4 separate regions of the Homo sapiens genome follow, and all the other regions are linked to region 1. Evidence: chromatin loops called from intact Hi-C (ENCODE). Cell type or tissue: K562. All regions are shown on one strand. Each heading gives the region's core, and the rest is flanking DNA. Links, peaks and the distances in the headings are about the cores only.

What was found. Peaks named below come from ENCODE experiments on the same cell type or tissue, not always from the same donor. Only the 100,000 strongest peaks of a DNase experiment are listed, where the experiment ranks them.
Region 2: it touches region 1 in a loop (8-fold over the local background); 4 of 110 quality-filtered maps call a loop at or near these places.
Region 3: it touches region 1 in a loop (2.9-fold over the local background); 6 of 110 quality-filtered maps call a loop at or near these places.
Region 4: a loop joins it to region 1, with 2.9 times the contacts of the local background. A loop is called at or near these places in 2 of 110 quality-filtered maps.

The regions. Positions count from the first base shown.
Region 1 is chr6:161,350,617-161,358,789 of GRCh38, reverse strand. The region is part of intron 11 of PRKN (parkin RBR E3 ubiquitin protein ligase); the gene reads left to right. LOC124901457 (a long non-coding RNA gene) reads right to left here and starts at 5,111. Exons shown (of 2, transcript XR_007059862.1): 1 at 5,014-5,111; 2 at 3,428-4,619. RefSeq lists enhancers at 1,699-1,993, 3,636-4,136. In K562, for the core only: CTCF peaks have their summits at 5,300 and 6,679; DNase peaks (open chromatin) are centred at 5,309 and 6,729.
Region 2 is chr6:161,133,220-161,141,392 of GRCh38, reverse strand. AGPAT4 (1-acylglycerol-3-phosphate O-acyltransferase 4) reads left to right here. Exons shown (of 9, transcript NM_020133.3): 8 at 1,773-1,971; 9 at 4,759-8,173. The coding sequence ends at 4,853. It overlaps LOC124901455 (a long non-coding RNA gene), which reads right to left and starts at 1,777. Exons shown (of 2, transcript XR_007059860.1): 1 at 927-1,777; 2 at 1-315. In K562, for the core only: a CTCF peak has its summit at 3,889 (motif pointing left); DNase peaks (open chromatin) are centred at 1,520 and 3,896.
Region 3 is chr6:161,097,012-161,105,184 of GRCh38, reverse strand. MAP3K4 (mitogen-activated protein kinase kinase kinase 4) reads right to left here. Exons shown (of 27, transcript NM_005922.4): 16 at 8,009-8,105; 17 at 6,758-6,907; 18 at 3,193-3,293; 19 at 2,406-2,486. Among named protein-coding and RNA genes, the nearest start is that of AGPAT4-IT1, 61 kb to the left of the region's middle. In K562, for the core only: CTCF peaks have their summits at 3,474 (motif pointing left) and 4,892; no DNase peak of the experiment used is centred there.
Region 4 is chr6:161,251,166-161,259,338 of GRCh38, reverse strand. All of the region lies in intron 1 of AGPAT4 (1-acylglycerol-3-phosphate O-acyltransferase 4), which reads left to right. Among named protein-coding and RNA genes, the nearest start is that of AGPAT4, 19 kb to the left of the region's middle. In K562, for the core only: no CTCF peak of the experiment used is centred there; DNase peaks (open chromatin) are centred at 1,446, 3,618, 4,288 and 4,757; H3K4me3 peaks cover 589 bases.

The DNA of each region.
Region 1 (8,173 bases), core at 3,033-8,032:
AGAGCAGAAGGCACTGATGGGATGGAAGGAAAGAGCTTCTCTAGTCTCCACCACCACTGGGTGCACTGGGAAGTGGGAGGGAAAGAACACGGAAGGGCCCTTCCCAGGAGAAGATATGTGATGGTTTGGGATAAACAGGCCTGGTATTTCGCTGACAAGGGTGTAAAGCACAGAGATTAGACAGTCTTGATCTGTAGCCCAGGCTGGGGTGCAATGGCGTAATCTCGGTTCACTGCAACCTCCACCTCCCGAGTTCAAGAGATTCTCCTGCCTCAGCTTCCCAAGTAGCTGGGACTACAGGTGTACGCAACACACCCAGCTAATTTTTATATTTTTTAGTAGAGACGGGATTTCACTATATGTCGGCCAGGCTGGTCTCGAACTCCTGACCTCAGGTGATCTACCCGCCTTGGCCTCCCAAAGCCAAGCTGGGATTACGGGTGTGAGCCACTGTGCCCGGCCTTAATTTTTGTTTGTTTTGTTTTTTAATAATAATTCTCAAGGTTGGTGAGGACATCATAAGTTAGCGTAACTTTTCTGGAAACCACTTTGGCAATACCTATATAAAGACTTTATATTATTTGACCCAATAATTCTACCTTTGAAAATCTATCCTAAAGGACTAACCTGAAATATATAATAGGCAAACACACCCACACCCCCACACACATTTTAGGAAAAAAGGTGCCAACTGCAGCATTATTTATATTAGCGTAAACTGAAAATCATCGAAGTGTCTAAAGGCCTCAGTATGAGAAAGATTGGTTTATTTTGTGATAAATCGGTGGTAAAGCTTCACACAGCCCGGCACTGCAGTGTTGCAGGAGTTAGGACTCTGCCATGGACTGTGGCTGTGTGAGCACCAGTTTGCTCGTTCATAAGATGGGTTTCAATGGGACTTCCTCACAGCATGGGCAGGAGGAGTAACAGAGACGGTGCATCAAACACGCTCCGTGAGACGTGCTCTGATTCGTGTGGATGAAGGTTATGAAGGCATGGCGGAAAGGTTTACATCCATCCTCAGTGAGAAATCAGAATTTCAAAGCAAGTGGCACATATGTCTGTTTTGAAACAAATGTGTGTGTGGGAAAAAATAGAATCAGAAGAAAAAGACTGGAAACAAGATGTTACCATGTCATAGTGAGTAGCTCTAGGCATAACAGGACCAAAGAGGACTTTATTTCTTTTTATGCTTTTCTGTAATAAACATGTGTGACGTATAACCTTAGAAAATTAGTAAAAATCAGCCAGGTCTCTGTCTGCAGTGGGGAGGGAAAGGGGATCCTTAAACACCCACCCATGTTCCCACTTCTGGCAGGCGTCACAGGCACGGCAGGTGGAGAATTTACCCAGCAGGTCTGGGGTCCATGCCTTAGTGGCCTCCTCGGTAGCCCAGACTCTGGTGGTGGCAGTTTGCAAGATAAGAAGTGGTCAGCGAGGCTGGGAGTGGTGGCTCACACCGGTAATCCCAGCACTTTGGGAGGCCAAGGCAGGCGGATCACCTGAGGTCAGGAGTTCGAGACCAGCCTGGCCAACATGGCGAAACCCCGTCTCCACTAAAAATAGAAAAGTTAGCTGGGCATGGTGGTACATGCCTGTAGTCCCAACTGCTTGGGAACCTGAGGCAGGAGAATTACTTGAACCTGGGAGGCGGAATTTGCAGTGAGCTGAGATCATGCCATTGCACTCCAGCCTGAGTGACAGAGCAAGACTCTGTCTCAAAAAAAAAAAAAAAAAAAAAGGAAGTGGTCAGCGAACCTGGACCTGTTGCTTTCTGTTTCTCTCCTCCGTGGTTGTTTGGTTCAGCACTTACTGTCGGCTTGTGGGGACACCTGAGACACTTCACCTTTGTGACACATAACATACAGCCCAGTCTTGTGGCCTTAAATACTATCCACATACTGATGGCTCCCAAATCTACACCCCACCCTCATCTCGCCCCTCGGTCCGACTCCAATAGCCAGCTGCTTCCTTAGTGTCTCCACTGATTGTTCAATGGACAGCTCAAATTTCACAAAGCAGAGTGCTAGCTGCTCCTAGAAAACCTTTTCCTCTAGGGTGCACCCCACCTCAGTCAACAGCACCGCCCAGTTCCTCAAGCCGCTAAGCTAAAGCTCATCCTTCATTCCATGCTCTTCCTCACCCTGCATTCAATCCCCGGTCACCACGGCCTTCCCCGTGCTCTGATCCAGCGTCTGCCCACCTCTGACTCCACGTCCCCAGCCAGTGCCCTGCTTGCCCGCCTCCTCTTCCAAGCACAGCTTCCCAAAAGGGCTCTCGCCTCCACTCTCGCATATTTATGATCCGTCCTCTACATAGACGTGTAGACTTCTCAAAGGCCATGTCAGTCCTGCCCTTCCCCCCGGGGGTCCCCACTGACATTGCAACCACACAGTCCCGCTCCTCTCCCCAGGACGCTTCTGTGTCGTCACTGCCCATGGCTGGCTCCTTCCTGTCCTTCAGATCTTACCCCAGCTGACCTCTTCTCAGTCAGACCGCCCCTTACCACCCTGCCAAAGACCCCTGCCCTCCTGTTGGGGGGCACTGTCAACACCATCCCATCTCTCGAGGGGGAGGCACTGCCATTCCCTCTGCAGGGGGCCTGCCTGTGGATGGCCTTGAGCCCTCTGGGAAATCACCTCTGCCAAGACAATTAGTTCTGGCTCCCTCCCCTTCCCCGGAGAGCTCATGTCCCATGACTACTGGTTGGTCATAATACCCAACCCACTAACGAAATTCAGGACCACCCTGAGAGCTGCCCCATCCCCAGAGCTCCTGGACGTCAGCTCAGGCCTCTTAGGCTGTGCCCGAGCTGGGCTTCTCCTCTGCCCAGTCTGCCCTCCTCCCTTTCCATCTCAGTGTCTGCTTCCCCCTTTACCCAACGAGTCCCACCCACCAGTTTAATAATAATTTCATAGCACCACTTCCTTCCCAGATCATTGCTTAATTTGTTCATTTACATGTTCCCCATCTGTCGCTCTTTAGAACATAAGCCGGTGAGATCAGGGACCTTGACCGTCTAGGCTCCAATCCCAGAAGAGAGCCCGGACAAAAAATATTTGCTGAATTAAAACTTAGCTTGTAGGCCGGGCGTGGTGACTCACGCCTGTAATCCCAGCACTTTGGGAGGCCGAGGCTGGCAGATCGCTTGAGTTCAAGAATTCAGGACCAGCCTGACTAACATGGTGAAACCCTGTCTCTAGTAAAAATACAAAAAAAAAATAGCTAGGTGTGGTGGCAGGCACCTGTGATCCCAGCTACTCGGGAGGCCGAGACACAAGAATTGGTTGAACCCAGGAGGTGGAGGTTGCAGTGAGCCAAGATTGCACCATTGCACTTCGGCCTGGGTGACACAGTGAGACTCCGTCTCAAAAAGAATAAATAAAACACAAACACACAAAAACTTAGCTTGTAAAGTTTAGAGATATACACATAAACCGATCTTTTTAATAAAATAACATAGAGGAAGCAAGCTATCAGGGCACACAGACCCGGAGGAGGAGGCTTCCTGGAAGAGATGATACCAGCCAAGAATTGAAGAATGAGCAGATATGAGCAAGGCAAGGAAGAGCAGGAGGAGGCGTCCTAGGCCCCAGGACTGCATGAGCAAAGACACCGGGTGTGCGCGCGCCGGTGTGCGGAGGCAGCCCCTGCTGCTCGTGTTCCAGGCACCGCACGCAGGAGCCTCAGCTGAAGCAGTAGGTAGGATGCAGAATTGAGGTCCCTGAATGGCAGGTTTGGGGCTTGGACTTGATCCTGTGAGGCAGGCAGATATTCTAGGATGAGAAGCAGGAAAATTATTCATCGGATCTGCCCTGGACTCAGAACATGCTGGCAGCCTCCAAAGATGGAGTTGTAGGAGTCAAATGGTTCGTGACTGTAGGAAAGTTTCTCCCTGTCGGGCTATTTCTTGGAAATATTGTGATGTACTATAAATGAAAGCACTAATTTTTTACCTCCAAATTTTTAACTTACAAACAGAAAAGCTGAGACTTGAAGCTTATTAGCGATGGCCTAAACTGTTTAAAAGTGCATCACTGTAACCGAAACCGACATAGCCTCTATGACCAAGGATGTTACCTGGTTGTCACCAAGGTTCGTGGCCTGTTACATACTCAGCTGTGTTTCAGGAATGCCCTTCCTCCCTCAGAGAAGCTGAAATGAGAATGCGAGGAATTTCCATTTTAAGCACAGGCTAAACCCTGGTACTTTCTCCTATAATCCACTCCAGTCTCCAGAAATTTCTTCACTTCCATCTCAAGCAGATGAAATTCTGGCTCCATTCCCTGACTGAGTGTGTGCTTCTCCTCAAATGTGCCTTCAGGTTGTTCAGGGACTTCCACGCTCTCATTAAATCTAGTGGAAGAATTGCTGGCCGGAGCCACGATGTCGACTGCCCGGCGTAGGCTGAGCTTTTCATGGTTTGAGTGTCCATCTGCAGACAGAACTCACTACAAAGGAAGCCATATTCCCTTCATGTCTATATCCACAAATCTGCGTGAAGTTTCAGCTGCTTCCTGGATGCACTTACTTTTAAGCTGGCAAAGCTTTTAGAATTGCGGTCCTCCATGCTCCTCCATGGCCTGGGTCTAGCTCTATGGCCTTGTGTATATTAAGCCCTAGGGAGAAAAGAAAGCTAATGACGTGAATATCTTCTCTTCCCATTTCCATTCTTACTGTACCAGGCCATTGTAATTCTAGCTTCTGTACCAAGATATCATTTACAATGCTAGTATCCCAGATTCATTAAATGCTTGGTATTAATTTTTGGCATTCGGTCTAAGTGTAGAACAAACAACATGCTTCTTCTATTCTCTCATTCAATAACAACAGTCAGCACAGAAGACTTCTGTGACGGAATGTGCGGGGGTTTTTCCCCACGCACCAAGCAAGCAATCAGTTCTGCAGTGGACACCGGCTGAGTGTCCTGCTCTTCAACCCTGGCGCTGTCTACCAGGAAATAGTGTCTGATCCCTCAGGCTGGGGGCTCAGTCCCACAGGACTGCCACTCACCGGTCTCAAGTCTGGGCTTCCGGAAGTTCTGATCGACTGGCTTCAAGTTGAGATTCCCATGACTCCCTCTTTGGGTTCTGTTATTTGCTACAGTGGCTCACAGAACTCAGGGAAACACATTTACCAGTTTATTATAAAGGATATTACAAAAGATACAGATGAAGAGATGCAGAGGGCGAGGTATGGGGGAAGGGTCGCGGAGCTTCCAAGCCTTCCCTGGGTGCTCCGCCCATCAGAAACCTCCATGTGTTCAGCAACCTGGAAGCTCCCCAAACCCTGTCCTCTGGGGCCCTCTATGGAGACTTCCTGGGATAGGCACGATGGAAGCATGGACAGCCGTGTTGAAATGCGGTGGGACAGAAAGGCTTTGATCTCACGCTAAAAGATGGAGTGGGGAGACCCTGCAAGGCCTGCCGGTCTAGATTCTTCTTGGCCTCCCTGTGCAGCATTCCTTCCTCCAGGGGATGGACAGGACTCTTTCTGAAATCCGGGTCTTATAACCCACAGTCAGAACAGCTGCGGATGGTTCCAGTCCTGCCCTGGGCTGGTAAAAGGAGGGCAAGGAAAGGTCGGAGGGAGAGATTCTCTTTTCTGGCGCCTGTTTCTGAGGCCTGAATTGCCCCAACATTATGACAAAAGACTGTAACAAGAGCTATGGGAGTTATAAGCCAGGGACTGTGTATGAAAAACACATCTATCAGCCAGGCGCGGTGGCTCATGCCTGTAATCCCAGCACTTTGGGAGGCCAAGGCAGGCAGATCACGAGGTCAGGAGTTTGAGACCAGCCTGGTCAACATGGTGAAACCCCGTCTCTACTAAAAATACAAAATTTAGCCAGGCGTGGTGGCAGGTGCCTGTAATTCCAACTACTCGAGAGGCTGAGGCAGGAGAATTGCTTGAACCCGGGAGGCAGAGGTGGCAGTGAGCCCAGATCGCGCCCTGTACTCCAGCCTGGGCGACAGAGCGAGACTCCATCTCAAAAAAATAAAATAAAATAAAATAAAATATATATATATATATACACACACACACACACACACACACACACACTCTTCATACATATTTGTGTTTATATATGCTTATATATATTAAATATCACAATAGGAAAGTTTCTTACCCTTTCATTTAGAATTGCTTTAATAGTTCATTAAGTTTTAATGTATTGCTCAATAATTTTGATTGAATATATTTTACGATACATGATATAATAATGATATATTTATGATATGATAAAATATTTATGATATTTTAGAGAAACAAGTGGTTTTATAATGTCACACCATATAACATATTATTTACATCATAAATATACAACCATGCAATATGTGCTGAAAATGGCACAAACCTAAGTGGAAAGTATGAAGATAAAAGTGTTGTAAGTTTTCTCCTTTATTTTCCACAGATCTGTAATTTATGATCTTTAAAACAAGCCAGAAAGGATTAGGAAAACAGGAGATTTTGCATGTCGGCAAGTTATCTTAAAACAAATGCCTATTCCTATATATTCATAAATATTTTAAATTAGTGAAAGTTCTCATGCCAGGTTTCTAATAATAAAAGTGAGACAGCACCGAACCAATTACTTGGAAAATTTGGCAGGAAAAATCAATTAACAAGATAATTGGTAAGAGTGAGTAATGGAGCACCTTCAACGCTAGGTGGGATTCAAGCAAAGAAACTGCGTTTGCCGGGGTTTTCCAGGAAATTTGGACAGAAACAGTTCTCTGTACATCCTCATACAAATCACTTCCTCCTCCCTTCAGTTCCCCCACAGCGACTGAAGCAGGGCTGTGTGCACTCCAGAAACTCATGGAGTCTATGTTTAACAAGTGAGGGAGGTGAATAATTCCAAAATAAGTTCCAAGATAAGGGACTTTTCCTCTTATGCTGAAAATAACCTGTTCTGTGAATGACAGGACATTGGAATCACACAGACCTTGGTGAGATCATTGTCTTCACCATTTAAAAGTGCTTCACCTTGGGGAAATTCTATAGCAGAGTGATGCTCTTATCTCAAAGTGCTTTGGGAAGCAAATGAGATAATATACATAGAACACCTAGCATTATTAATTACTTCCTTTCTATCCCTCTCATCTTAATTAAAATTTTGGATAGCATTAAGGAACATATTCCCTATTAAAAATAATATGCTGGCTGGGTGCGGTAGCTCACGCCTGTAATCCCAGCACTTTGGGAGGCCGAGGCGGGAGGATGACTTGAGGTCAGGAGTTTGAGACCAGCCTGGCCAACATGGCAAAACCCTGTCTCTACGAAAAATTCAAAAATTAGCTGGGCATGTTGGTGGGCGCCTGTAATCCCAGCTACTCGGGAGGCTGAGGCCAGAGAATCACTTGAACCTGGGAGGTGGGGGTTGCAGTGAGCCAAGATCTCGCCACTGCACTCCAGCCTGGACGACAAGAGCAAAACTCCATCTCAAAAAAAAAAATAGAAATAATAATAATTACAATATGCTATCCCAGTTCCTGTTTTATGAATTTGGCCAAGCCAAGTAAGTGGCACTATAGAAAGAGCAAAAATAAATCAAAATATATTTAAATTATTATACATTATATTAGGTTATATCATCAAATTTTATCAATATATTTAAATATAAATATATTTATATATATTTTAAATATAAATATATAAAAATATATTTATATATATTTTAAATATAAATATATAAAAATATATTTATATATATTTTAAATATAAATATATAAAATATATTTATATATATTTTAAATATAAATATATAAAATATATTTATATATATTTTAAATATAAATATATAAAATATATTTATATATATTTTAAATATAAATATATAAAATATATTTATATATATTTTAAATATAAATATATAAAATATATTTATATATATTTTAAATATAAATATATAAAAATATATATATTTTAAATATAAATATATAAAAATATATATATTTTAAATATAAATATATAAAAATATATATATTTTAAATATAAATATATAAAAATATATATATTTTAAATATAAATATATAAAAATATATATATTTTAAATATAAATATATAAAAATATATATATTTTAAATATAAATATATAAAAATATATATATTTTAAATATAAATATATAAAAATATATATATTTTAAATATAAATATATAAAAATATATA
Region 2 (8,173 bases), core at 1,506-6,505, 220 kb after region 1:
ACCATCTGATCGCTCTCACTGCTTGAGGGTAGGAGTGCTTGGCACACACGTTGATTGTTCTTCAGTTGCTTGATGATGTGACTTCCCCTGAGAGCCCCCATGGCTTCTCTTGGCTGATGTCCAACAGCAGAGTCACGCGACAAGTGACGCTTCGGACCAGGCTTGTTAATGGGCTGCAGGGGGCCGAGGACAGAGCAGAGGCACCTGAACTGCCCAGGGAAGGGGTTGGGGGTTCTCCTTCCAAAATGGCCTAGTGTGTGGACTATTATTAAAAGTGCCTCTGAGAGGCCAAGAAAGCCTATGATTCAGTACACCCTGAATGAAAAAGAAGAAAAGTATGAGATACTTTAGACTTTTCTATCTCAAGTTGTTAAAGGAAAATATTCAGCATTTAAGTAGTATAAGTTTCAATTATAAGGAAGCTCATTTTCCAGAAAACTCGACTCCTTAGAGAACTGGGACATTACTAGGCTAGTTCATGGGACACAAACTGGGCCTCACTGTGACCCACACCCATTTTTGTGTGGCGTGCATGCTATCGGCCACGTGCAGCTTTTACAATAGCTGAGGCAGCTGCCCACCATACAACCTGGGCAATTCCCTGTGGCTGCCTGGTTCAGCTCTGCTCCCTGCAGGCAGCTTCTGCCCTGGCCCCTCCTCACGGCCAGGACCTGCCCTTAGACGGGCCAGCGGGCATCCTGGTGCCACAGCTCCTTGTTCCCCCCAGGTCCTGGCTCAGCTCAGCTCCCAGCCGCTTGAGCACGCCTGCTGACCTGGGTTCCTGGGTCCCTCCCTTGTGTTCAGCAGCTCCTTGCGGCTGAGCCCCAGTCCCTGAGCGGGAGCTCCGTGACATGAGACACCCAGGGAAGAGCCACCGCGTTCTTTCGCAGTGCATTTATGTGGGGCCGTGAGTCCCCTGTTCTCACCCAGGGACTGCAAGGAGCGCCATGAGGCTCTGGAGTAACTGCCCTGCAAGCTGCTCGGTGACACACACACCCTGTGGGTGGATGTGGATGAGTACATGGTTCCCACTAAGGATCTGCTTAGTGGAAGGACATGAGCCTGTTTGTTTACCTTTCACACGGTCTAACAATCACTTAGAAGAGTCACCCTGGACACCCAGTCCTGAGTGTGCTGTCACCTCTGAGAGCCACACCCAGCAGCCCTCCAGCCCTTTGTCATTCATGATGCCTTGAATCACGGCCCTCAGAGCCCTCCAGTGGCAAACAGGGTGGTAGGTGCGGGTGGGCTGCCCGAGGTGAACTGGCTGTGGAGGCCGGGAAGGCGGGGCATGTGCCGGGCCGGGCTGGGCGAGCTCCTCCTGACTGCGGGCCAGGTCTCCACCGAGTGTCCCCTGCGGGCAGCTTCGGCGCAGCATCCACTCCATTCTCCCGCCGACCTATCGTGGAAGGCACTGCTGCCCCATTAGACAGACTGGGGCCTGGGCTCAGGGATGCAGGTGCCTGCCCACAGAGGGTGGATCCTAGCCCAGGCTGGCCTGGCGCCAGGGTTCATGCTCCACGCCCTGCACTCAGTGACAGCTGCAGCGGCCCCACCACTCCCAGTGTCCCTGTGGGAGGGGCGGCCAGATGCAGCTTTGAGAAGACAGCAGCTGCCTACAAAGTGCTTTCTGGAAGGAGCTGCAGACCCCAGTTCTGCCGAGCCCCGGTGGCACCTGTGTATCTCTGCGATTCCCTTGGAAGCAGGGCCTCGGGAGGGACCTGCCACCGAGCCCCGTGTGGCGTCTGAGGGTCCTCTTTCCTGTCCCCCAGGATGCCTTTCAGGAGGAGTACTACAGGACGGGCACCTTCCCAGAGACGCCCATGGTGCCCCCCCGGCGGCCCTGGACCCTCGTGAACTGGCTGTTTTGGGCCTCGCTGGTGCTCTACCCTTTCTTCCAGTTCCTGGTCAGCATGATCAGGAGCGGGTCTTCCCTGACGCTGGCCAGCTTCATCCTCGTCTTCTTTGTGGGTGAGTGGAGGGCAAGGGGCTGGTGGGTGCTGACAGCACCACCCTGGGAGAGGTGGCATCAGGGCTGGGACGAAGGCCATCTGTATAGGCAGTTGTGCCGTGGATGAGGAGCAGGCTCAGCTTGCAATCACAGGGAAAGATTAGACTTCAGGATGAGTGCGAGGCCCTCGAATACCAGGCCTGGGACCCCCTCCGCAGCCTGGACGGTCCAGCCTCCCACCTGGGGCTGGATTCCACACGTTCCCTGTTGGGTGGTGATGCAGCTGCCACTTCACTCCCCGACAGCTGGGAGTGCTCCCTCCCTGTCCTCCGCAGACAGCTCTGCTCATTGGCATCATTTCCTGCTTCTGAAGAAAGCCCTGTGCTGGAGCCTGGCGGGGACGGATGGGCAGCTCCCTGCCTTCCTCTGGGGGCGCCTGTGGCTTCTCCTTTGCTGCAGGTGGATGACACTGAGTGGAGACACTCGGCGACAGAGCTTTTCATGGGTCTGCGCTGGCTCCAGGTGACCGGTATTCTCGGGCTACTGCTGCTTCTTGGTGGCAAGCCCCTGTGCACCCTGCTCCTTGCCTCTGGCGGGGCAGCCTGTCGTGCCTGCTTCCTGCCCTGTGAACAGCAGGTCCGTGCTTCCTGGAGCCAAGGAAGACTTTGGGGTTTCCCTGTGAAAGGCCCTGTCTCCCCAAGCCTGGCGTCCTCTGAGGCTTTGGAGAGCCCGGGAGAGACGGCACATTGTCCAAGCACACAGAGATCACGTGCTTCTTCCAAATGGACAGGACTCAGTTATTTTCTGTCAAACACAAAGATGCAGTATGCTCACTATAAAAGGCCCAAGCAATAGACAAGCGCAGAAAATGGAAAGTGTGTCAGGAGACCATTCCCATTGAGCCCACTTCCCAGATAATCGTTAATGACAATTTGATGCACGTGGTGGTTCCAGTCTCAAGCATATGTGCATCTATAAACCCGTATCAGTGGAGTTTCTTCAGCTCGCCTTTTCACCTAATGAATCATAACCACCAAAACAGGTCACAGCACATAAACCTAGCTCATTCATTCTGACTGAGCCAACCAATGCTGCAGCATATGGGTGCAGTAGACAAGCTGGCTCCTGTTCCTCAAATAGACCCTACTATACAGTCTTTTGAAAGATTAAGATGTATTTTAGTGTTAAAAATTAAAATATTAAAACAACACCCACACCGTGTAAGGGAAAAAAATAAGAGGTTGGAGAAGAAAGCACCTCATCTCCTTAAGGCAGGTCCAGGGGCACCCCCATGCCCCGCCATGCTGAGGCTGGCCAAGGGTCCGGGGCAGCTGCAGGTGCCAGGGCCCCTGGTAGGGCGGGGGCAAGCTCAACCCTTCTGCTTCAATAGCAGGCAACAGCAAGGCACACACACACCCACGCCGTCTTGGAGAGGGGCCCCTTCAGGATGAAGGCTGCAGACAGGGCCACCCAGCTGTGTAGCGAGTACCAAAAAAAGAAGCCTGAGCACTGCCCAGGGTGCAGTGTGGACACAGGGCGTCTCCAGGAGCATCTGAGGGGTGCAGTATGGACACAGGGAGTCTTCAGGAGCATCTGAGGGGTGCAGTGTGGACACAGGGAGTCTTCAGGAGCATCTGAGGGGTGCAGTGTGGACACAGGGAGTCTTCAGGAGCATCTGAGGGGTGCAGTGTGGACACGGCGTCTCCAGGAGCATCTGAGGAGCTGACTGCCGTGCCCCATTACTCTGAGCCTGCGCCTGACTGCATTCTTCCCTGAAGGACTTTGTGTTTGTGTTCTTTACTCCTCTTCCAAGGCCACACGGTCCACGTTTTACTCACTTCTTTCTGCTCTACAATAACTCCACTCTCACTGTTACTGTTACGCTCCATGCAGGAGCCCTCCAGTTTGTAAATGACCCATGGGAGATGCGTGCCTCCTGCTGGCTGGGCTGGATTCGCCCATCCCAGGCTCTTGCATCCATGTCCCAGTTAGTTTATCGACCGCGATGCTAATGCTAGATAATCCTGTGCATCATGATTTGGGGGATTTCATTCACTTATTCGTCTATCCATTCTTAAGCATGTATTATAAATGGACTGTTTTCCAAGCCCCATGCCCAGTGCTGAGCACATCAAATGATTAAGTCTTGGGCCCTGCACCCAAGGACCTCACCACATCTGCCCGCTCCAGAGGGTGTAGTTGAAATTGCAACTTCTGAGCATTAGGCCCTGCTTTCCAGCTTCCTATATTAAACTGGGCTCCCACGAGGGTCCTGCCCATTCTCTGGTGTAGGCAAATCCTGCCGTCAGAGGAGAGGGCGGGGATTTTCTCACTGCTCTAACGCTTGCACCAAAAGCAGTGCTGAAACGTGTTGGGCACTCGATACTCGAGCTCTTGCGTCTTCCAGGCTCCTGGTCTGTTCTTTATAAAACTTCGCTGAACATGCCCTGTTAACTTCCTGTCCCTTATTCACAAAAGAATCCTCTTTACCTGGGGGTCAGCAGAGGAAGCCAGGGATTTCTCTGAGTCCCTGCGAACGGCTGTGCATGGCTTGCCAAATCATTCACCTTCAGGGTCCAAGGAGGAAAACCCCCACCAGAGCAGCCTTGCTTTGTCTTAATGTCACATGGATGTCCACACTCAAGGATGATTGTAAAGCCGGCAGGATGATGGCACCTCAAACCCGCCAGCCAGCTCTGAGCTGGCGCTTGTGATTTGCGGCCACGGGCCTTCTCACTTGCTCTGTGGGAAAACGGCCCTGTAGTCTGTTTGGGCTACTCCTAACTCTGCTCTCCTTGTCTCTGCAGCCTCCGTGGGAGTTCGATGGATGATTGGTGTGACGGAAATTGACAAGGGCTCTGCCTACGGCAACTCTGACAGCAAGCAGAAACTGAATGACTGACTCAGGGAGGTGTCACCATCCGAAGGGAACCTTGGGGAACTGGTGGCCTCTGCATATCCTCCTTAGTGGGACACGGTGACAAAGGCTGGGTGAGCCCCTGCTGGGCACGGCGGAAGTCACGACCTCTCCAGCCAGGGAGTCTGGTCTCAAGGCCGGATGGGGAGGAAGATGTTTTGTAATCTTTTTTTCCCCATGTGCTTTAGTGGGCTTTGGTTTTCTTTTTGTGCGAGTGTGTGTGAGAATGGCTGTGTGGTGAGTGTGAACTTTGTTCTGTGATCATAGAAAGGGTATTTTAGGCTGCAGGGGAGGGCAGGGCTGGGGACCGAAGGGGACAAGTTCCCCTTTCATCCTTTGGTGCTGAGTTTTCTGTAACCCTTGGTTGCCAGAGATAAAGTGAAAAGTGCTTTAGGTGAGATGACTAAATTATGCCTCCAAGAAAAAAAAATTAAAGTGCTTTTCTGGGTCATCTGTGGTGTATGTTGACATGGACCGCTGCCCCTCCATCCTGCCCTTGCCCGTGGCTTTGGTGTTTCAGATCCTACTCACGGGAGGCAGCTGCCGCGGAGGTGTGGGCAGCTGAGAGGGGTGGGCAGGCCAGCACAGCTCCTGGCAGGAGACACAGGTCCAGGAGCCCGTGAGCATTTGTGAGAGCAGAGATGGCAAGCACGTGCGTGGAGACCAACGAAGCGTGTCCCTGGCACACAGCAAGGGAGAGTTTCGCTCGGTCTCTGCAGTGCAGTCTCCTGGCGTAAGTCTTGAAGATGGACCCAACTCCCTGAAGAAATGGATCTTGAAATTGAACACAAACATCATGAACGTACAGCCTGGGCATTCTGCAGTGATTTGTGAGATGAGCTTGCATCGACTGTTCCTCTCAGCAGTGACAGCCAAAGTCACCCCTGATAAAATGCAGTTTCACTTTATAAAATGCCTCGCCCCTTCCCAGCATGTAGAGCTTGTCTGCAGCCCTAAAGGAGCCAGGTCCTGCTCTGATGAGGGTCAAATCAGAGCCGACATCCCATGTACAAAAAACCCCCAGGCTTCTGCCTTCCTTCCGGGCTCCTGTCTGCTCCCATTTTACTCCACGGAATAGTTCTGCCCTGTAGCATCTCCAGCGGCCTTTGCAGACTGCTGTCAGCCAACAGGTGCCAAAAATGCAAAAGAAGAAGAAACTAAAAGCAGTGCTATTTTTGCAGAACAAATGCTAGCTATTAAATCATCTTAGGCCAAGACACCAATGGCACTTGGACCGATAGGTATTTGGAGCATGAGTTAGGAAGGATATGTCTTTCTCCAGGTGCGCAGCTGAAAGTTGCTGAGAAAAGCTGCCTGTGTTGCTGTGGTAACATGAGAAGGAATGAACAGCTCTATACAAAAACTGGCCACACATTATAAGGCCTATTCTATGCAGTTATGTTTTTGGCTATTTGCTCATTTAGTCATTGTTTATCAACCAAACTAGGTAAGCCAAGGAGTTACAAGACAGCTCTAGAGAAGCTCCCTCTGCTTACAGGACAATAATGCATTGTTTGTTTGTTGATACAAATGAATTATTTGAATCCACAGAAGTGAAAAAGGGAAAAAATCCTGGCTGACTTGTGGGAAGAGCGTACTGCAGAGCCTAGGGCCTGAGTTAACTCGCTGGCGGCCCTGCAGGCAGGCTTGATGGGAGCGCCCAGCACATCTGCCCACCCTGCACAGGGCATGAAGCACCGTGTGCAGAGATCTGTGGGCAAAAGCCCAGGACGTGACCTTAGGCAAGAGGGGTCCTTGGAGAAGTGGAGGTGTGCATGGTGTGTAGCCTTGCGTGTCTGTGAGCACGCCCTAGTGGACCTGCGCCTGGATTATCGGGCCAGTCTCTCGGAGGGGTCCGTGATGCTGAGTTACGCCATTCACCTGAACTCTGCAGCTCATCGGCTGTAGGATTTGGGTGAGACACTTTTCCTTGCTGACTCATTTCCCCATCTGCAAAATGGGGGTGACGATATCTACCTCTTGGGGTGTGTCAAGGGTAAAAGAGCACACTTTAAGAATCCTAAAGCACTAAGCCAAGGATGAAAGACTAGAAAGCTGCCTCTATGTTGCTACTCTCAAAAATGCTCAGAAATTTTCTTGTCGTACTAAAAATGTGTTATTTTTCTCATTTTCATTCTTCCATTCAACACAGAAGTAATCTAAGTAAGTTCTAAAAACATAGATCCGGGGGCCCACAGACATTCAATTTTCTTCTGAATTGGCTCTGGTATCACACAACACACAAGCAAGCAAACAGCCTGCCTGCTAGGGCCTTGGGTTCCAGGCTGGAGGAATGCAGGCAGAAATCTCTTAGGAAATAACTAAGTGAGCGCCAAGTTTTGAATTGCCTTAGAGCCGAAAGAGAATGTGGCGTGCTGGGGAGAGATCTGGACCTCTTTCTCATCAGTCATTTGACCTGTCCACGAAGAACAATTTTGTTATGCAGCCTGGGAACCTGGTTTCCTTACACCCTGCGCCCTTAATGACACAGACAACCACGGGTACTCCTGGACGGAAGCTCATCACGCCTCCTCAAATACCTTCACCCATGTTCAGGTCACACGGAGGTCACCATCTCCTCAGCACACAACAACTGCTTTGGTTCCCAGGGTTATTTTTTCTACGAGTTGAAAACCCACGGAGCCTAAGCCATCTTTTTGTCCCCTAAGGAGAGCCCCATAGACTAAGAGCTACACTTCCTGTCTGTCTTTCCCACCTTTCCATCTCATTCTAGCTTAAAGCTTATCACGCTACTGAGAGCCTGTTCTGTAGTTCAAGGTGGCAGAGAAAAATACGAACCTTGAGTGAAATCTGGAGAGCAGTGCAGGGTCATCCCCAGACGTGACGGGCCATATCCTAGGCGACTCCTGCAGCTTATAGAAGCAGGGAATTTAATGGACTTCTTCCAGGAAAGCCAGCCCACGGGGACTCTTAAAAAGACACCAACCATTTGGAAGATGCAGCTTGAGGTCTGGGGGACTGGACTGATTCTGCCACCATATAGTGAACACGATTAATCGGGAGGAAGAAGTAAGGCACTCTGTGAGTTAGTCTACCACCCTATTGACTTTGACAGAGAGAAAACCAACTTTTTTCATATGATCACACAGTAGTACTGGAATATCTCGACTGCAATATCCTCTAAACAAATGCATGCAAAGCTTTGTAAAAGCAGCTGATGATTAAAAAAATTTTAAAACATTAGGGTTTTTCTAATATATCCATATGTGGGACAGTGATTTAAATGTCATTAATTGTCCAGCCACAACTTGTAACAGTGATGTGAAAGACACAAAAAAGGCCCC
Region 3 (8,173 bases), core at 1,409-6,408, 250 kb after region 1:
AGCTATTACCCTTACTACATGTGATTCTGATTTCATCCTGTTCTTTTTTAAAAAATGTTGATCACTCCTACTAAAATTTTACAACCCACTAATGGTTCACAACCCATAAATTGACAACCATGGTTTGTCCACTTCTCTATGACAACACTTTTCATACCATATCCTAATTAGCTACCCAAGAGCCTATGTTTTCTGGCTCAGATGAAGAGATCCTTGAAGGCTGGGATGACTCTAAGGTTAATCTGAAAAGAGAAATTCTAAAAGATTTATAATGGTCCAGTTATAATTTCTTATTACACTCATTTATTTAAAATACGGATCCAAGTTTGTTTCCTTTACCTCAATATACAACACTGCAAATCTACCCAGCACAGGGCAAGATTTTGACAGCAGTGAGGCCATGGGCTCCACTGACAAATATTTCTGAGAAACGCTTAAAAAAAAATTTCTCAAGATTCCTTTTTTTTTTTTTTTTGAGATGGAGTCTCCCTCTGTCACCAGGCTGGAGTACAGGGGCACGATCTTGGTTCACTGCAACCTCCGCCTCCTGGGTTTAAGAGATTCTTCTGCCTCGGCCTCCCAAGTAGCTGGGACTACAGGCGCGCACCACCACGTCCAGTTAATTTTGTATTCTCAGTAAAGACAGGGTTTCACCACATTGGCCAGGATGGTTTCGACCTCTTGACCTCGTGATCCACCTGCCTTGGCCTCCCAAAGTGCTGGGATTACAGGTGTGAGCCACTGTGCCTGCTTTTTTTTTTTTTTTTTTGGAAACGGAGTTTTGCTCTTGTTGCCCAGGCTAGAGTGTGATGGCGCGATCTCAGCCCACCGCAACCTCTGCCTCCTGGGTTCAAGCAATTCTTCTGCCTCAGCCTCCTGAGTAGCCGGGATTACAGGTATGTGCCATCTTGCCTGGCTAATTTTGTATTTTTAGTAGAGATGGGGTTTCTCCATGTTGGTCAGGCTGGTCTTGAACTCCTGACCTCAGGTGATCCTCCTGCCTCGGCCTTCCAAAGTGCTGGGATTACAGGCGTGAACCACCGTGCCCAGCCCTTGGTCTTTAATATGTCAATGTGAACTGTAACTCTCACAAGAGAAACATAATTCCAAGTGGTTCCCAAGTTTACTTGACCACAAAGTACTTGATTTGAAAAATATGGCAAAGACCTGGTATCCGTGGGAACTGCTGATTACATGTGAGCCACTGAAGAAACTGTCTTCCTGTCACCTGGCTCAAGCCTAGGAAAACTCCCCCACTTGAACCCTCAACACACACCTACTCTGTCACCAGGCTTGTCAGTGGTTGCACCAAAGTTGTTTCTTGCTGCCATTACCTCTTTTAAATCCCACATTAGTCCAGTATCGTATTATTTATACTGAATTTCTGCAATGGCATTTTAACCAATCTGCCCACTTTCTCCTCAATTCTGGCTAGCAGACTATACTATCTCAGCGTCTTACTCATCCCCAGCCTCCCACATCCCAAACACACCAGCTGCTCAAGAGCCTCTGGGGCTGCCCACCACCTCTGGGCAAAGCCTTCATTACTTAGGCAGTCACTGATGGCTGTCCATGATCTGATCTCCCCTCACTCTCCAGTTTCTCCTGCATTGGCATCTGCGCCCAGTGGCTCTCCCCTGTAGTCACGAGGCCTCTGGGTGCACACTTCCTTCTATTCCTTGCCTCCTGGCTTGCTGCAGACCTGCCATCCCTTCAAAGGGCCAGCCCAGTCTCCTCCCTCCACAAAATCCTTCCAGACATCTCTAGGCCTTGGAAGACAAATACTCTTCTGGTCAGTCACACAAAGTTCAAAGGGAAGCTGCCATGGAGTGCGCTAGACTTGAGACAAGTGCCTTCTGGTCCTCACCCTCTCATTTACTACCTTGGCCAAATTATTGGGCTGCTTAGAAACTATCATTTATAAAAAGAGAACATCTATTTTGCCTACTGCTCAATATTGTTGAGCAAAAAAAGACATGAAAGCATTTTATAGATCATTAAATACTAGACCAATGATTTTTCTGCTATTTGTTCTTTTGATAATATTAATCACATGCTTCGTAAGTTCTTTCCCTCAATGTCTAATTTATGAATGGTTATTTCACAAATGTTTATTATACTCCTACCATGGACAAAAAATTATGCTAAGTTGCTTTAAGAATATAAAGATGAGTAAAACATATTATAGACCCAAAGGAGCATGTAGTTTGTTACTAGAAATAGGAAATGTACACAAACACAGTACATGATAGAAAGTGATGTCAGAGCTGTGAGATCACAAAATAGTAATGGAGGAGGCCTAATAATTCAGAAGCTAAATCAAGTTTTACCTGAAACTGCTCCCCTTATGTGTAATCGTGTTTTTTTTTTTTTTTTTTTTTTAACTTCAACACTCTTTCTCTCACCTTTACTCTGGCTGATTAGTGTCCGAAGTTCCCAACTTCTTCTTGTGGACCCACTTGAATCTCCTCTTGGATATGCTGGTTCTGCAGGAAGTTATTTTTATACAAATTAAGATTTATGAAATAAATATGCTTATTTGAGAACAACTGAAAGGAAAGGTAATGGTTAAAAGCAACCTGTTTGCCTTTCTGGTTATTAATTTTTAGTGTGTTTGATGTAGGTGTGAGAAACTATCTTTGCAATCAATTCTAAAAATTGCACCAACTAAGAAGTTAATGGGGTTACAGGATTTTAACTACACTCATCTTTTCACGAGTAACAGACAACAGAATACTGTGCAAAAAGTGGATTCCTTAGGGACTTCATTCAAGATGTTAGCTTCAGGAGCCCCAGCCCTACTCCAATGGAAGCAGCAATGTGGTTCCTGAGGGCTGCATTATAAATAAAACTTTCACATACGATCAACAAACACAGTGTCACTTTTGTATTTTTTAAATGAATAAAAGTATTCAACAGTTAAAATATCTAGAATAATAATATTTTTAAAGCAACAAAAGTAGACCTATAAAATGCTAACAGGGCTAAAAAGGCATCTGTATTAAAAGGCCAATGTGCTCAGCAGTAAGTCTTCTCATAAAGCTCTGTGCTTCTTACTCTTCATTCCTTTAGAAAGGACCAAAAAAAGGAATCTTCAAGGAATCCTCATAAAGGCATTAACAACAGAAACTGGTGAACTGAGACAAATGATTAGACTGGTTGTGAATGCAGCTAACACCTTAAAACACTCACCATCTCGCTCCTCCGTGGGGCTTGAGTGACGACTCAGGGACCTAAACTGCAATTCAGCAGCTATGGAAGCCAATCGATCATTTTCAGGAACGCTGGAACCCCTGTTTTAATATTTTTAATAATTGAGCTATCAATTCAATAGAACTTAAAATGAAAGATCTGCGAGATTTTTCTAGAGCAATAATTCTCAACTGGGGGCAACTCTGCCTGCCAGGAACAACTCTGCCTCCAGCAATGTATTAGACACTTTTGGGAGGGTGCTACTGGCATCTAGTGGGCAGCGGAAAACGCACAGGACAGACCCACCAGAATCAGCCCCCTAAGTGAACAGCGCTGCTGTGGAGACCGTCCTCTGGAGTCTGTTAGAGCTCTAGAGTCTGGAAGGAGGGCTCCATTTTCATCTCTCCATAGCCAACACCCGAGCCTGAGAGCACCTGCCTGCATAAAACCTTGTCTTATATTAACAACAGAAATAAAAACACAACACTATTGAAATGTTACTGACATGTGAAAAGCTCCATAACTTAAGCCCAGGGTGAATAAAACTGTTATTAACCAAATCTTGCTGATCTTTAAAGTTACCATCAAATTATATTTATGTACTTAATTACATTTAAAGTACTAAAATCATTTCATGGTCCAAAAGATTCCAAATCTCTCAGTAAGAAAATGGAAGGGAATACCTAAAGGTTTCTCAAGCAGTAGCCAAGCAAAAGTGCAAAAGAGCAGGAAGCTTAATATATTAAAGAACAAAGTTAATGAGGTGCTTTTCCAGAATAAAGTGAAATGTTCAGCAACCAGAATGAACCCATAAAGAGTAAAAATTAAAACTAAATAGGGAATGTGTTAAAATTGTAATTCGAATAATCAAAGAACCTCAAATAAATATGGCATTAGTTTATTAAAGTCATTTAGTATATATTTTTAAGTGAATGGTATAATGAAGTATGGTAGCATTTATGCTCTTATTATACATTGATAGGTTGAAGGCAACATGATCTATTGCACAGACATTTACAAATTATAAAATATGCATTTTTTTCTGGTATTTCCCTAAGCCCTCAAATCTAGTATAGCACTTGTTAAGTCTGAAGTGATGGGGACATTTCTACTGCCATATAGTTCATAAAAAATTCGGCACTATCTGACGGGAAAACCACTGGTGTTGAAGTGAGGAAGCCTACTCCACTCCTAAGCAGCAACAAAGACCACTGGTGAGACCAAGAAGTCACTAAACACCTCTAATTTTTCCGATTTCCCACAAGTGAGACTAGCCAATTCCATGTCCTTAAGAGATTTTTGCACGGGTAAAAAGCAAGAACATATACTCATGAAGTGGCATATTGGGGAATGTTGAACGACTAGCTCTGGTGGGGGATGTCGGGGATGGGGAGGTGGGTTGTAGAGTTTGCCAATTTCTGTGGTATAACAACTTGCAAAATTTCTCAAACATTCGCCATCAGCTCTTGAGAGCCAGCAGGAGCAAGCCTCAGCAAGAGCACCACTGCAAAGTGTTTTTACAAACGATGATAAGATAACTTAAGCCCAGAACAGATATTTCCTAGGTCAAGTAAAATCAATTAAAAATACTTATTGAAACCTCTAGGGTCAAGTGAAGTTGAACTTTGATGTATCTGTAAGACGGGCAAGGGCTACACCCCATGGCTGTGGCAGGGATGCACACACTGGTGTCATTCTGCCTCCCCGTGGCACATTCACAAACCCACAGCTGTGTTGAGACACAAGCCCTTGGGTATGTGAAGTCTGCCTCGGGAGCAGTGGGCCGAATCCACCAGTGACTCACGGGCCCATGAACCAGGCTCACTGTGAAGGCACTGAGGCTTACGCAGGGCTTGAATGCAGGAGGGAGTCTGGTAACCACCCCACACCTCTTCACGTGGCTGTGCTCTTCTCTACCTACCATCTCACACACACAGACGGTCATAAAGTAAACGGGAATCCTGAGTAAAAAATGTCCTTCAAGATACCATGCTATGATACTATTAAAATTTCTAAACATCAACGATTGTCTAAGTATGTACAAACTTAAGATGAATACTTATGAAATGCTACTGATAAGCGTTTAAGATGAAATGCTGAAAAACTGCTTCTGCAAAGACTAAACTCCATGAAAAGGGTAACTGTAGTATTTAACTCTTATACTAAAATACACATAATGTACCACACCACCAACTTACAAATGCCTTAAAACACAGTGCATCAACCTTTAAAAAGAGGGAGGTCACTCCCTATTGTCCAGTTCGGGAGCAGTCTCATGTGAACATGGACACAGCAGGTGTGGGATGCAGGGGGCACAGGGTGGCCAATGCCCTCCTCAATTATGACTGTGTTTTAGGCCAAATCACTTCTCTTCAGTCTGTACTGTATGAATAAAGAAGACAGTTTTGGCAGCCCTCACAGGGATATAAAAGCATATATGAAGATATTTGCCATGAAAAGCTCTAAACGTAAAAACTAGGAAGCTAAATGGGAATTTGTTCAATGTTGTTAATTTTTTTAGTTGACTGCTTAAGCTGTAAAATGCTTTGGTACTTTTTAGGTTATAGACATTTCTCACTAAAATTTAGAAGTATTAATTATTTTAATGAGTGAAATGACTGCAAATATTTGTAGAAATTTTAGACTGTTACTAAAGTAAGTGTAAAAACATTTTAGTCTGTTTTAAAATCTAAAGCCAGGCATCATCTTCCTGTTAACTCTACTATTTTCTCCTCGGGGCTGAACACAGAGCCCTGGGTTCTATCAGAAGTTGATCTTTTTAGATCACATACCCCCAATCTACATAGTTTGGTTTGACTTGCATTGGAAGATGGGAATACTGACAGCGTTCCTCCTACTTAGGTACAAGTGTGAAATTGAGAGAGAACAACAGCTCTTCCTCCACTTAGGATAGGAGAACATGATGAAATCCTCTGCCAAAATATAACCAGAATGGGAAAACCTACAAGACCCTCCTTACTTACACAAAAGACAATGCGAGACTTAATTGTTCTGGGGCTTGCCAAGTTGTCTGAGAGTTCTCTCAAGTACTGATCTGTTCTCCATATGACATACAAACCCCATGAACTCATTTTTCCACTTCTATAAACTACTTCTAATCAACAATTATTTAAAATAGAGTATTTGGCTAGAAAACTGATCTTCCCAAAAAATAAAATGTTACCACATCAGATCATTAACTAGATGCCATCTTTTAACCACCTTGTGACTCCAGGCTCTCTCTGTGAGGCAAAATGCTCATGTCCCCTTCTGTTGTGGACCAGTCCTTTCCTATGATACTCCATCAAGTTATTCTTCGCAAAGTCTTTAGTCATTTTGGCTAATATCAGCTCCAAAGAAATACTGACATCAGACAGTTATCCATTCGTGTTGGTCAGTGCCAGAGCCTCTGGGCCGTGACAACCTGCGGAAGGCCCTAGAGCATCACTCACACGCCACAGCAAAGAAGCCCAACCACAGCCGGCACACACCCTAACACTATGGTTGCTGTGTAAGCGCATGTAAGGGGTGGTGAGGGTACGGGACACTGGTGGGGTGAGACTACCTGGTATCATGGGCACTGCTGATGGATTTGGGCAGCACAGAGTCACCACCAGAGGGGCTGGGCCGACTGGCAGCAACAGCAGCAGCAGCAGCAGCAGCAGCAGCAGCAGGGCTGCCATGGCTCCGCGCGTCGGAAGGCATGCTCCGAGTGCTAAGACAAGAAGAAAAGCTTCAGGAACACATGTGAGAAGAGGGAACGGACTTGAAAATTGTTTTCAATTAAAAATAAAATATGGCAAGGGGGTGAAATATATTTAAAAATATAAAATGCAAATTGTTCTTTGAGATTTGAGTCTAGGTGTAAAAAAGAAAAAACCTAACTTCAAAGCTTTTCTTTTTTTTGAGACAGCATCGCACCCTGTTGTCCAGGCTGGAGTGCAGTGGCGCAATCATAGCTCACTGCAGCCTTGACCTCCTGGGCTCAAGTGATCCTCCTTGCCTCAGCCTCCTGAGTAGCTGGGACTACAGGCACGGCCACCATACCCAGCTATTATCTTTGTTGTATTTTTTGTAGAGATGATGTTTTGCTACGTTGCCCAGGCTGTTCTCCTGGGCTCAAGTGATCCTCCCGCCTCGTCCTCCTAAAGTGCTGGAATTACAGGCGTGAGTCACCGCACCCCGGTCCCCTCAAAGCTTTAAAAAAAAAACAAAAAACTGTGGTCCTTATCTAGCAAATATTGTCAAATAAAATTAAACTTTTAAAAACTGATTATACAGGCGAGAGAAGGTGCTCACTACCTCAAGATGCAGAAATGCCACCACATTCAAGGCAGTTATCGTGAATGTACTATAGTTTCTGAATTCACTTAGTGTTTAAGTTGCTTTGTAATTACATATGCAGATAAAAATTGAATCTGGAAAGCTCATTCCAGTTTTTCTCCACTTTTAGTGATATTTAGTATGTTTTCAAATGTTGACTACACTATCCATATTCAAATTTGTTTTCTGAAGGTTATTTTTCAAAGGCAGGAAAGGAAAAAATGACTCCACAGCCAGAAAGCATGTAGTAGCTTGAGGTTATAAATAAGCTGAGAAACGAAGTTATCTTGAAAGGCACAGGTCTGTTTTAAATTTGCATGTCTTTTTCTTTTGCGACTAAAGGTTTCAAGATAATGCAAGTAAGAGCTTTTACGTACGAACAATGCAGAAAAGGTATTTAGCTCTCAGAGCAAGCATCTAGTAGTTTCAAAAGTATGAGCATGCATATCGGAGGGCACTCTGTAAAGCAAATGACTAGATAAGCACCAAATACCTGAATCCCTCTGGAGTGGGGATAATGAGGTGTGGGTTAGGAGGGTCACTATGGCATCGAGGTACCTTCATAGGACGGGGGCTGTTCCGATGAATGGCTGCCAGCAAAAATGGCAACAAATGCAACTTGTTAATATGGTCCACAGAAAATCATCAAACCAAACAG
Region 4 (8,173 bases), core at 1,221-6,220, 98 kb after region 1:
GCTTCAGGGGTGCAGAGGTCTGTTACATGGCATTGTGACCATAACTAAGAATAATGTGTATTTAAACATTACTAAAAGAATAGATTTTAAACTTTCTCATCATAAGAAAAATAAGTATGGGAAGTGATCGATACGTTAGCGAGCTTCATTTAATCATTTCACGGTGTAAACGTATATCATAACATTATGTTGTACACCATAAATATGTACAATTTTTATTTGTCAATTGAAAAGAATTTAAGGCCGGGTACCGTGGCTCACACCTGTAATCCCAGCACTTTGGGAGGCTGAGGCGGGAGGATCACTTGAGGTCAGGAGTTTGATACCAGCCTTGCCTGTATGATGAAACCCTGTCTCTACTAAAAATACAAAAAATTAGCTGGGCCTGGTGGCGGGCGCCTGTAATCCCAGCTACTTGGGAGGCTGAGGCATGAGAATCTCTTGAACCTGGGAGTGGGGGTTGCAGTGAGCCTAGATTGTGCCACTGCACTTCCAGCCTGGGCGATAGAGTGAGACTCATTCTCCAAAAAAAAAAAAAAATTAAATGCTTGTGGTAAAATAGTCCCCAAGTCTTTCACATCTAGCCATGTGATTAAACTTTCAACCAAGTCTTGCTACAACCTAGCTTGAGTAATGACTCTCTGTGGATGGTGTTTCTGTGTTTTTTGCGGGGAGTGGGGTGGGGAGGAGAAATAAGAACCATCTCCCAACATATATAGGTGGTGAAGTCCAAAGCTGAAGTTGCCCCAGATAAGAGAACTCTCCTGTTTTCTAGGACTGTGAGAGGTTATTGCTCTCTTGTGTCAATTTTAGTTGTGTTTTTTCTTTCTGTATTTTGCTTGTCTTATGATTCAAGACATGAACATAAATATACATTTGAAAATTTCCACCAAGAGGTGGAAAAGTTTATAGATTCAGAGAAGATAACTTTGTACAAAACAAAAGTCTAAAAATGGTTGTTGGATACTCTCAGGTATTTGGAGAATCTGCCAACCCGTTTGCAGGAAATTTGTTTTCAAATGGGAAAGGATAGAACAGCCTGAAGATGGGAGTGCAGTCATTTTGAGTTACTTCCGTTATTGCAGCCAAGGGAAGTCACTTTTTAGGGAAGACAATGGACGTAGAGTTTTCATCTCTGAACTGCCACTCTCAGTCTTTGAGGTCTCATGGAGGAAAAAAAGTGTCATAAGACTGGAGATAAGTAAAATTCCTTGTTTTTAAAAGTTGAGAAGTGTAAATACTAGAACTTTCATTCTGGCACGCAGGAGTTTTTTCCTTCCAAGTGTTTTAACGTAGGAAGTAATAAATGATCCCATGGAGCCAGGATGTGTGCGCCAAAACTAAATCATGTTGAGTTAACCTCACTTATTTCATTGGTACCGTTACTGGGTGAGTCAGTTGAGAAAGTGCCAGAGCAAGGGTGATCCTGTAAAGTAAACATTTGACAGACTGCGTCACCACATCCTTGTGTATATGATGGTGACCTGGGGATTGGGACCAGATGGGTTCATAGCTAATGGAACAACAGAATAAGCTTGTATTCACTTCCATATGAAATAGAAGGTGGGACTAACGCTGTCTTTCCTTTTTTTTTCTTCTCTTTCTCCTTCTTGTCCACATTCCTTTTTAATTTCCATGAAGAAAATTAATTTAAATTGACTTCTCATATTTCAAGAACCCTTTGATCATTTTTTTGATGTTGGATTTCAGCAGTTTTAAAAACTTCTGTCTTCATTTAATTTTTTAATGGCATTACTAAGATATAATTTACATACCATAAATTCACCCATTTTAAGTGTATAGTTCAATGAGTTTTGGTAAATTTGGCGTTGTGTAACCATCACCAAAATCCAGCTTAGAACGCCTCTCTCATCCCAAAAGTCTCCTCATGCCCACAGGATCCATCCTCACATGTGTCTGTAGCTCAGACAATCAGTGATCCAGTTTCTGTGTCTGTAATTTGGCCTTTGATAGGTATTGCCTATGAGTGGGATAATTCACTATGTATTGTTCTGTGTCTGGCTCTGTTCATTTAGCATAATATGCTTGAGATCCACCCGTGGCATGCATGGAGCCGGGACTGGTTCCTTCTTGTTAGTGGTCTTCCGTCCTGTGGCTGTACCATCTCTTGCTTCTTTATTCACCGGGTGATGGATATTTGGAACATTTTAGCATTCATCTAATTTTAAGTTTACTACTTTTATCCTGATCCAAAGTTCATGTTAGAAACAAGTGCTGTTTTCATTGCCACTTTCCCCCCATCTCCAACATCTCATTTAGGGCACAGGAAAATTCTTAGTAAGGACTTAGAGGAAAAGTGAAGACCTCTGCCTCCACGCCCACTGGCTAAGGTGGCTGGTCTGCAGGGAGCTCGCAACAGGCGTCTCCAACGTGATGCCAAAGGCTGACTTTTGGGAAAGTGGAAACTCTCCCAGACCTAAAACTGGAGAAAAGGCACATCCATTCTTGATGCCTGTCTTGTGGGCTTATTCGTCTCCTAGGCAGAATGCATGAAAATTTCAGTGTTGCCAAACTGATGAACCCATTTCTTTCCCTTCAATTATTTATCTCCCCACTGATTTCATTAATTAATGAAGCTTTTGGCAATCCACCAGATTTCTTTCGGGAACGCTCTTTGTCAGTGTCGACTGTGTACAGGCTGCAGGGACCGGGGGAGCCATCAGACGCCGTCTCTGCCTCCCGAGCCTGCTTCAGGGAGGACGTGTCAGCTCCGCTGTGTGGCTATCAGAGGAAGCTGGTTTCATAGCACGAGTGTCATGTCTGTCACGTATTTCAGCCCTGGAACTTCTCCCCACATTTCATGTGAACACAGCAAATGTGTTCATCCATGACACACGGCAGAGAGCAGCGCTGGTGGTGAGGAACATCAGCAGAGTGTTTAATCTCAGCTTTTCAAAGCAGCCTCACAGGAAGGAGAACAAAATATTTGATCCACCGAAGACTTTTCCCCAATCTTAGGCACAAAGCCTAATTCTTCTAGATGGTGGCGGTCGCTGCCGTCACCATGCGTGCCTGGGGTTGATTTCCTCTTGCCTGGGAAACTTAGGGTGTTAGCCAGGTTTTCGTATCCTTCCAGCTTTGCCCATTGCCTATACTCAGGATCCAGGGTAAGGGCCAGTCCTACTTAAGGACCAGTCTCCGAGATCATTTCAGTTGAGGGGGATCTGTTTTACTTCCTGCAAGTGCTGTGGTGGGCAGTAACATCCTGCCAACCGGCCTCGCCTGGACACCTTGCTCTGCCTGGGTGAGGGTGGAGTGGCTTTTTCCTGCAGGCTGAAACTCCCTGACTCCTTTCTGCAGCTCATTTCCTTCATCTAAACAGCATGTCCCTCTATGTGTTGACATGGCTGTGTGGACTGAAGGCTGACTCTGCTTATGTTTTGTCTTCTGTGGGGCCAGTGTTTTTTTCTTTGTTTTTACATACAGCTTTATTGAGATATAATTTATATACCATAAAATTCACCCATTGCAAGTGTGCAGTGCAATGGCTTTTTGTATATTCATGGTTGTGCGACCATCACCACTATCTACTTTGAGAGCATTTTTAGCACCTCAGAGAGAAACCGTACATATCAGCAGTCACTCCCCCATCCTGCCCCCTCCAGCCCTAGACAACCACAAGTTCACTTTCTGTCTCCATGCATTGGCCTAGTCCGAACCTTTCATATAAACCGAATCGTACCATATGTGGTGTTTTGTGACGGGTTTCTTTCATATAACATGTTTTTGAGGTTCATTCATGTTGTAGCATGTATCAGTAATTAATTTATTCTTTCTTGTGGCTGGAGAATATTCCATTTTATGGATATACTGTATTGTATTTATCCACGCATCAGTTGATGAACACTGGGGCTGTTTCGGCCTTTGGCTATCGAGAGCAACGCTGCCGTGAACGTGGGTGTACAAGATTTTGTGTGGATGTGTGTTTTCATTTCTCCTGAGTAGATTCCTAGGAGTAGAGTTTCTGGGTCATATGGTAATTCTAACATCAGAAGAACTACAGCTGGATGTGTTTCATTCACTTCCCAAAATCTTTTCTGAAGCGAAAGAAGCAATGGTATTTTGCAGAGGGGTCTCGGACTTTCAAATCCAAGTTCCTTTGCTCTTTGGACCTACGTCAAGCCATTATCATAGAGCTAATGAAGGAGAACTGGATGTGTGAGGTATTACAGGGAAAGATGAAGTAGCTGGGAGCAGGGCCCTGTGGTGGTGATGATCTGGAGTTTATCACAGGGAACCAGGGCCTGTCTAGACTTAGTGTATCTTTGCTTCAGAAGGGCTGTGTAACCGTATCTGGCTCTGCAATGGCCTCGGAACGATAAGAACAGCTTGCCGGGTGTGTTCTGCAGTTTGAGGCTTTTTCTTCGCGAAGTCAGGGCTGGCTTTTGTGAGCCCAGGCGCTGGATTTCTGGAGCTCTCCAGCCTTGCCAGGATTTGCTTTCTTAGAAACCAGGAAGTCCTTTGAAGACAATGATGTGAAACCCAAACACACTGGCTTTTAGTATTGAATCCATGTTTGTTCTCTAAATTGAGTCGGTATTTACAGATCTTTGAGAATTAAATGAATGTTAAAGCTTAGAACCAAGGATTAACAGAAGAAGTTGTAAGTAGCCTCAGTAAATCTAAGGATTTGCTAACCCATGCTGCTTTCCATGAGAAGGACTGAGTGGAATGGAAGCTGGAGGGTTTGTAAGAAGGCATTTTCTCCTCGATTTCCCAATACTTAGTTATTTCTTACTGTAAGCAGAGGAGTGAAAGGACATAAAGAACATGGCCGTGAGAAAAGATCACCAGGGCCACGCGGTAGAGGCTCTATAAATATTCGCTGAACGAGTTGCCTCTAAACGTATATATGTATATGAATCACTTAATATGTTTTAGTATTTCTAATTGTTCATCTTACTTTATGCCCTCAATAGTGTTATCAGTTAGGCTGATGTGAATGACAGGAAGAAGCTGAGGATCAGAGAAGGTAGGGACCTGAGCAGGTTAGTGACCAAAGAAAATAAGTCATGACTTCCCTGAGCCTCTATTTTCTTAGCTGTACAATGGGTCCACTAGTAAGTCACAGAGCTTTTTCAATATCAAGTGACATATGTTAACATACTCATGTGATCTTAAAAAATGCAGTAGAAAAGTTTTTCTTTTTTTAAAAAAAGTTAAATATATTGACCAAGTGGTTAATACTTTTGATAGAATAATTAGAAAATACAGAGAAGCATAAAGAAGAAAATGAGTATTTCCTATTATCTCACTAACCCCAAACATCCACCTGAAGTGTGAATTGTCCAACCATTTTAAAAAGCAATTTGTTAATATATAGTAAAATCAGAGGTGTGCATGTCAGAATGAGGCAGCAGTTCCAAGTCCAGTGTTCATTACTGCATTGTCTGTAGCACTGAAAACAAATTGGGAGTAATGTGAATGTCCGCCAGTATGGGAATAGATTAATTTTGGGGTAGTCATCCAAAGCAATACTCTTTGCAATTAAAATAACTAAAACTAGATATGTAACATTTCAAAATCGCAGTGTTGAATGTAGAAAGGAGCTCACGAAAGGATTCAGACATTATAAATTGCACATTGTTTGTGAATACATATGTTAAATAATACAGTAAAAGAATAAAAACATAGAAGGAAACATGAATTTCAATCTTGGGGGGTGCAATATATTTATTTATATTACAAATAAAATATTTATAATTTTTAAAATTTAAGTAGAGAGATACATATTATTTTTGCCTTTTAAAAGTTGGATCATATTGGCTGGGTGCGGTGGCTCATGCCTGTAATCCCAGCACTTTGGGAGGCTGAGGTGGGGGGAGCAAGAGGTCAGGAGATCGAGACCATACTGGCTAACACCGTGAAACCCCGTCTCTACTAAAAATACAAAAAATTAGCTGGGCATGGTGGCGGGTGCCTGTAGTCCCAGCTACTCGGGAGGCTGAGGCAGGAGAATGGCGTGAACCTGGGAGGTGGAGCTTGCAGTGAGCAGAGATTGCGCCACTGCACTCCAGCCTGGGCAACAGCGCAAGACTCCGTCTCAAAAAAAAAAAATTAAAAAAAGTTGGATCATATCATATACATTTTTTTTTCTTTTTTTTTGAGTTGGAGTCTAGCTCTGTTACCCAGGCTGGAGTGCAGTGGCTTAATCTTGGCTCACTGCAACCTCCACCTCCGGGGTTCAAGAGATTCTCCTGCCTCAGCCTCCTGAGTAGCTGGGATTACAGGTGCCCACCACCATGCCAGCTAATTTTTGTACTTTTAGTAGAGACGGGGTTTCACCGTATTGGCCAGGATGGTCTCGATCTCCTGACCTCATGATCTGCCTGCCTTGGCCTCTCAAAGTGCTGGGATTACAGACGTGAGCCACAGCTCCCAGACTCATATACATTTTTGTAGACTCTGTATTGTAAGCATCTTTGTGTCACTAAACACACTTCCTCATTGTTTTTCCTGACCCTCCTAAGTCGTTCTGTTCTGACTTAATTGTATTTTCTTTATTTTTGAGACAGAGTCTCACTGTGTCACCCAGGCTGGAATGCAGTGGCGTGATCTTGGCTCACTGCAGCCTCAACCTCCCAGGCTCAGGTGATCCTCCCACCTCAGCCTTCTGAGTGACTGGGACCACAGATGTGCACCACCATGACCAGCTTATTTTTGTATTTTTTGTCACCATGTTGCCGAGACCAATCTCCAACTCCTGGGCTCAAGAGATCTCCCGCCTTGGCCTTACAGAGTGCTGGGACTATAGGCGTGAGCTTCTGTGCCTGTCCAATTGTATTTTCAAAGAATTCTAGAAGAAGCAAAATTGCTGAATCTTCCTTTTCAGATTTTATAATTATTTTCTATTTATTCATTTATAATTGTTCACAATTTTTTCTAATTCATTTATAATATATTTGACCCTGAAGGAGCTCATAACCTAAAAGCAAAAGCAGAATTCAAGACACACAGAATTCATCTAGTTTATGAAGGAATTCCCCAAAGTTTGGGAATTCGCAACGTGAAACTTTTATTTACTTTTACCCAAAATAACCATGAATCAAGCAAATGTCTGGGTTGGAGAGAGGACTCTCCTATTACCACTGCAAGAAACGAGTCACTGACTGCCACCCACAACCCCATGTCAGAGGCCGTAGTTTTGTCAAAGGAAGGTGGTCTCGGGGCCTCTAGAGGCCTCGTTACACCCTCTACTGCTGCACACATTCCTGTTCTGGCACTTGAGTTATAACCATTAACCCACTTATGGAACTTAGTGTTCCATTATTGGAACGCTAAGCATGTGGGAATTATTTATATCCTCCTGCTCAAGGTCATCACCAAGGTCTGATTTTTCACTCATGCAAAAATTCAAAAAATTATACTCTCCAGCATAAATGGGTTAAGAAGATAATTACAATTCCCTACCATCATAGGCCTTCCATTCCCTAATCTGTAACAGGTAATGTATCCCTTTAGAAGAATCTAAATGGCTGCTCCCCCTCTCTGCTTTTGTTCCTCCTGCAGAAACTGCCCTATAGGTAGATTTGTAAACTATCAATGCCCTTATGTGTATCAAGAGCACGTCTCCCATGTTTGAATGGGAAACGTAAGGCCCGGGAAGTGGGCTTGGCATCCACCTGGCTCCCCTCATTCCCACCTGGGAATACGTTGGCACAAATGAACTTGCAGGAGCTCTCAGGCGCAGCTTCCATCCTCCCTGCGGGTCTTTAACCAGCGGCCGGACAGGCTGGTCTGTAATGCAGGGTAACGTTGTGCAGCCTCTGGGAGAGGAAGAGGAGATCAGGTGGAGAGGCCAAGAGAGCAAGGCCAAGGAAAGAGCTGGGGGCACACAAGCTTGGTGGAGCCCTCCTTTGTTCTGACCAGCTGAGTGACAGGCAGGTCACTTAACACTCTAGCTGTCAGCTTTCTCATCTATCAAAGGAATAGTTAGAGAATTGACCCCTACAGTTCAATTCATGTCTGTTTATTGGTATTCGATGTAGGAGAGACTGCATGGGAATCAATGAGGTAGAGAAGGATCTTTCAACAAATGCCTTGGATACAACTGGTTAGCTATTTGGAAATCCATTTAAATCTTCACAGAGGACTGTAACCAAAAATAAGTGTAAGATGGATTGAGTAGCTAAAAACAAAATTAACTATAGAA